2 separate regions of the Mus musculus genome follow, and region 2 is linked to region 1. Evidence: chromatin loops called from intact Hi-C (ENCODE). Cell type or tissue: heart. All regions are shown on one strand. Each heading gives the region's core, and the rest is flanking DNA. Links, peaks and the distances in the headings are about the cores only.

Evidence for each region. Hi-C counts contacts between places; a loop is a spot of excess contacts. Peaks named below come from ENCODE experiments on the same cell type or tissue, not always from the same donor. Only the 100,000 strongest peaks of a DNase experiment are listed, where the experiment ranks them.
Region 2: a loop joins it to region 1, with 10 times the contacts of the local background. A loop is called at or near these places in 13 of 42 quality-filtered maps.

Annotation. Positions count from the first base shown.
Region 1 is chr7:143,085,027-143,087,931 of GRCm38, reverse strand. Trpm5 (transient receptor potential cation channel, subfamily M, member 5) reads left to right here. Exons shown (of 25, transcript NM_020277.2): 4 at 59-231; 5 at 890-1,076; 6 at 2,412-2,476; 7 at 2,623-2,814. Among named protein-coding and RNA genes, the nearest start is that of Trpm5, 8.2 kb to the left of the region's middle. In heart, for the core only: CTCF peaks have their summits at 416 (motif pointing right) and 1,389 (motif pointing right); DNase peaks (open chromatin) are centred at 651 and 1,321; H3K27ac peaks cover 871 bases; H3K27me3 peaks cover 298 bases.
Region 2 is chr7:142,917,910-142,920,814 of GRCm38, reverse strand. No RefSeq gene overlaps it. Among named protein-coding and RNA genes, the nearest start is that of Th, 19 kb to the right of the region's middle. In heart, for the core only: no CTCF peak of the experiment used is centred there; DNase peaks (open chromatin) are centred at 1,384 and 2,014; H3K27me3 peaks cover 817 bases.

The DNA of each region.
Region 1 (2,905 bases), core at 125-2,624:
TGATTCCCTGGTCAGCCAGCTGTGAGGACTCCAGGACCCTTCTCTCCCCCTCCCATAGGTGCCTGGATCCTGACCAGTGCCCTCCACGTGGGCCTGGCCCGCCATGTTGGACAAGCTGTACGTGATCACTCTCTGGCTAGCACATCCACCAAGATCCGTGTAGTGGCCATCGGAATGGCCTCTCTGGATCGAATCCTTCACCGTCAACTTCTAGATGGTGTCCACCAAAAGGTTAGTGACAGGTTCACAGGACCACAGCTGATAGGGTTTAGTGAGCTTGGGTGGGTAGAGGAAGCCATAGGCAGGCCGAAGAATTGTGCCACTCCGAGAGGCCCTGAAACTATTGAGAGGTGAGAGGTGGGAGGATGGGCTGCAGTGGGAAGATGTGGGTTCCATGGGCCCAAAACTTCCCACCAGGTGGCAGCATCTCTCAGGAATAAGAGTGGCAACCTGCTGTACTCCCTATGGAAAGCCAGACCTATAACGCTCTAGGCCCAGCCTGGCTGGACGGCTGTCCTCAAGTCCCAGAAAGCCCTGGCCAGGTGGCTTTGGCTCTCTGGTATTCATACACACCCCCCCCACCCTGTGGTCTGTGTAAGGCAGAACCAATGAGAAGCCCAGGAGGCCCCACTGAGGTGAAGTCTGGACCCCAGCCCAGAAGAGTCTGGAAGGTGGAGCTTGCAAAGCCCTGGCCCCAGCTGTTTCCATGGTTCACTCATTCCAGGGAGGCCCCCTGGCCCAGCGGTCCAGCCTCCCTCTGCCTGAGGGGTGGGAACTCTGAGGCCTTGCTGAAGCCTCTCCCAGGGCCCCAGCATGGCGTGCACAGCACAGCAAGGCCCAGCCCAAGCTGCTCCTGAGGTCTCTGCCTCCCCCTCTCTCCTTGGCACAGGAGGATACTCCCATCCACTACCCAGCAGATGAGGGCAACATTCAGGGACCCCTCTGCCCCCTGGACAGCAATCTCTCCCACTTCATCCTTGTGGAGTCAGGCGCCCTTGGGAGTGGGAACGACGGGCTGACAGAGCTGCAGCTGAGCCTGGAGAAGCACATCTCTCAGCAGAGGACAGGTTATGGGGGTAAGGCTTGCTCTAGCTGCCCATCTACAGCATCTTGGGGATGTAGACATGGAGATGTGGCACACACCAGTAAGAACTTTATAGAGAGAGCGGGAAAAGGCCTTCCAGGAAGTGGGGGAGGGTCCTGCATGCCTGAGTGTACAAGGCCAGGGAAGAAGAGCTGTTGGTGTGGGATGGAAGAGTGACACAGCTGGGCAGTGTGACCTTGGCTAGGCAGCAGCTACCTCCTGGGCAGACGACAGGGCAGTTGCCACTGTTTTAAATGGTGCTGCTCTGGCTGCAGACTCTGATAGCCAATAGTCTTCCCAGAGGTGCAGTCCCCTTTACTGCCACCAGGGAGCAGAATTGCCTGAGGGAATGGGTATATCTGTGGCTAATGGTGGGTGTGAAAGAGAGATACTAGGACAATATTAAGGGACAAAAAAATATTTATAAGCTACAATGTCATTGCTTAGAAATTTTTGGTAAAGCCAGTGCACTTTAACAGTGGAAACAGATCTGTGTTTGATACCACAAAGGTCTCAATAGAACCACTGCAGATTGGGTCTGATCCCACCAGCTTTTGACCGTTTGTTGGCCTGGTGTGTCTCTTACAATGCAGAGCAACTCTGTCCTATGCTTATAGAGTGACTACCTAGCCACAGTGTATCTGCTTTTGGGCTGTGGCAGGTACAACTAGGCTTCTTTTCTCTTAAGTTACTTTGTGTTTAATGCCAGCTCTGGACAGTGCAGATGTAAGGTGTGGGCCCACAGCTCAGGGATTTGATACACTATTTGGGTTTGGGTTCACCCTTGGGGGGGAAAAGCCACTGTGGGCTGGGGATGTAGCTCAGTTAGTAGAGTGCTTGCCTTTTGTGCACAATGCTCTGGGATTAATCCCCAGCACAGAATAAACCAGGCTCTGTGGCACATGCCTGTAACTCTAGCACTCTAGAGATGCAAGCAGGGGATCACCCTAAACTATATTTCAAAATTAAGACTAGACTTGGGGCAGGGGAGATGGCTCAGCGGTTAAGAGCACTGACTGCTCTTCTAGAGGTCCTGAGTTCAATTCCCAGCAACCACATGGTGGCTCACAACCATCTGTAACAGGATCTGATGCCCTCTTCTGGTGTGTCTGAAGACAGCTACAGTGTACTCATATACATTAAATAAATAAATAAATAAATAAAATTTGTTTTTAAAGACTAGATTAGGGGAAAAAAAAGCTTTTGCCAGGCCAGGCCAGGGCGTGCAGAAACATGGCACCCAAGGATGCCTGAAGTTGGAGTTGGAGATGGTCCTGAGTTCTCACATTCTGAGCATCAAATGGCCTCATGGCTGCTCTGCCCACAGGCACCAGCTGCATCCAGATACCTGTCCTTTGCCTGTTGGTCAATGGTGACCCCAACACCCTAGAGGTAAGGGCAGAAAGAAAAGAACTCCCCCTCCCCTGGCTGGAGCCCTGAAGGATATGGTAGTTTCTCAGGGCATCTACAGGGTGGTGTGGAGGGCTAAGGCACCTCCTAAGCATTCATCTGGGTGTCACCTTCTTTGCCTCCCCCAGAGGATTTCCAGGGCAGTGGAGCAGGCTGCCCCATGGCTGATCCTGGCAGGTTCTGGTGGCATTGCTGATGTACTCGCTGCCCTGGTGAGCCAGCCTCATCTCCTGGTGCCCCAGGTGGCTGAGAAGCAGTTCAGAGAGAAATTCCCCAGCGAGTGTTTCTCTTGGGAAGCCATTGTACACTGGACAGAGCTGGTATGTGCTGCTGGGGCTGCCTCTGTCCTCCCAGCCTCCCCTGGGTGGGGATGCTCTTTCTGAAAGTCCTGTGGGCCTAGCCTATGACCTC
Region 2 (2,905 bases), core at 209-2,708, 170 kb after region 1:
TCTTCCTGCCCTGCCATGTCCTTAGCTCTAGTGTGTTATGGGATAATGGTGGAAATCTTGGCCATGTGATCCACAGGGCTATATTACTAGGCTAGAGCTGAGCACCCCATCGCCAGAGCAGACTCAGCTTCAGGCCTTAAGACTCTAAATCAGTTCAGCCCCACTCCACCTGGCCAGGGAAGCCCCAAGGATATAGCTCTAATGACTGTGTTCCGAAGCAATGTGGGCGGTACTTCTCTATCTCCCTCTTTAAGAAATCCTTATCTAGATTGCAGCCCCTAAGGGGATAGGAACTCTGCAGGAATCCCAATGGAGTCAACTAACCTGGACCCTTGGGGCTCTCAGAGATTGAATCACCAACCAAAAACCACAGCAGCTGGACCTAGACCTCCCCCCACTTATGTAACAGATGTGCAGCATGGCCTTCCTGTGGGTCCTGAACAAGTGGAGAAGGGGCTAATCAAAAAGCTGTTGCCTGTATATGGGATATGTTCTTCTAGCTGGGCTGCCTTGTCTGGCCTCAATGGGAGAGGAAACTCTAGTCTTGCAGAGACTTGAGGTGACAGGGTGTGTGGGGAAACCAGGGGACCCCACCCGATCAAAGGAGAAGGGGTGGGGGTGATGTAAGGATTGTGAGAGGCAGTGACCAGGGGGAGGGCAGCGAGCGGGATGTGTAGTGAATAAATTAAAAAAAAACAAAACAAAACAAAACAAAAAAAAAACCTCCTTCTCCTAAGGTGGCAGAGGCAGCCTGGACCAAAAGCCTAGGTCCTCCAACCATGGCTTCCTAAGCTCCTGTCCTGTCTCCTCTTCAGTCAAATGAAGAGGAGTGCTGACAGAGTCCCCCAAATGCTGGGGCCACCGCACCACATGAACTGCTGGGATAGCCATCATAACGGGCCTGCCTCTTTGGGACAAGGCAGGAACATGGCATTGCTGAGGAGGCTTGGAGCCTGGGCAGACACATAGTCTTTCTAGGCAACTCTGTGTGTGTGTGTGTGTGTGGGGGGGGGGGGGCTGGTCTCCAGAGACCTCAAGGACAGAAATCCTCCCACTATTTGGCATTTATTGCCTATGGCTTCTTTGAAGTTCTGACTTACAATGGCCCTAGGAATGCACAGCCCCCACCCTCTCCTCACTTCCTTGCCAACAAGGTCAGAGCCTTTGAGGGACCTGAGTGGACCCTGAAGTCTGGGATATTGGAATCTTTGGTGTTTGTCTTGGTCTATCAAATGTCAGTAACCCCGAGTTCTTCAGTGGTACATCTTCTCAACACCCAGCAGCTTATTGATTGAGCCTCACAGTCTCTGTACTGACAGCCCTCACCTAGTGAAGGTTATACTACAGTTGGCCACATGGGGGCACTTGTGGGGCAGATGTTATACCTCAGTCGGCCACGCGAGGGAGCCAACCAACAGGCAAATGTAGGGTCTCTACAGGCCCTGGGCAAAGAAGAGCCCTGTCACAGAGAGGAAGAGGTAAATTGGCCAGTGCTGGGAAAAGGGTCCACCAAGCAGAGACACTGTATGGCCTGCTCCAAATGCTGATTTTTCCTGGAGGCCTGAGAGCTGTGACCTCACGTTGCTCCTTGGTCTGATGCAAAGGCACTAAGACCTGCGTGACAGGGGTCCCAACAGAGCAGAGCTATCTTCAATGTCCCACCTATCCACACTCTGTGACCCCCATCCTGGCTCTGAGTACTCACTAAGTCTCACTACCCCTATCCCTCACTCTTGCCTTCACCTGAGCCCCTGCTGGGCCCACTGGACCCTCATTCAACCCAGACACTTGTCCCTCTCCCAGGTCCCCAAGCTGCTTAAACACTGCTATCCCTTACTCTGTCTCCCAACCCAGCTGAGCCTCTGCCTGTCCCCAGTGGAGTAGTTGTTTCCTCCTGTCAGAGTGACACAGACCAGACTACCAGGCAGGAGGCTGAGCTTGGTGCTTCTGTGGTGCCCTGGGGAGAACACTGTGTGCTGTAGCCTTGGTATAGCCTAAGGCCTGACAACCACTTGACTATGCCAGGCCCATCACTCACCCCACCCTGGGCACCCTGCCAGTTCTCACCATTGCCTGCAGGTTCGATCCCAGATTAGCTACTGCACAGGTTGGTACACCAGCTCGTTGAGAAGTGGTCATGTGGGCCCTGGACTTGAGCATGGCTCATGGGCCTGAGGGGCAGAGCGAGGTTCCTTTGTGGGACCCTGTGATAGCCCCACAGAGCCTGGCAGCACTTGGCCCAGTGTAGAGAGGGCACCAACCATCATTCTCTAGGAAGAAAGAGGATGGGCAGCAGTGGCTCCCAAGCCCCTTCCATGCATAATCAACAGGTTCTGGGTTCTGCTCTCTGGGGCTCCGAAGATTGCCACCTTCAGTGATATCTTTCTTTTCTCAGTCATAAACTCCTTAGCCTCACACTTCAGTAAGTCTGACTCTCTGGGTCCTGTACCCTTCTAGGAGGTAGAACTCCCAGGAGGATAGAGAAGGAGACCTGGGTAGGGGATTCCTTACCACCTATATGGACCTGGGGGCACACAGGCTGTTGGCTTACATAAATGCACACAGTCAGCTAAGGATGCCTGAGTGTCTGTGGGGAAGCCGAGGACTTCAGGAGTTCTGACTTGAAGTTTTACTGACAGCCCCCACCCCCAGAAGCTTCTCCTTCCTGTCACATGAGCATGCAGACCTGAATGTGAATTCCTAGAACCCATGTAAAGCTGGGCACAGAAGTGTCAGGTGTGTGTATGTGTGTGTGTATGTGTGTATGTGTTTACGTGCATGTGCGTGTAAAACCTTGGCCACTCTGGAGCTTGGTGCCTCCTGAAACTCAGACCCAGTTGATGGCAACTGTCCAATCTAAAGGGTCATTTATGAAGTGTAACTCTGCTTTGTGAGGAAGGCCCTT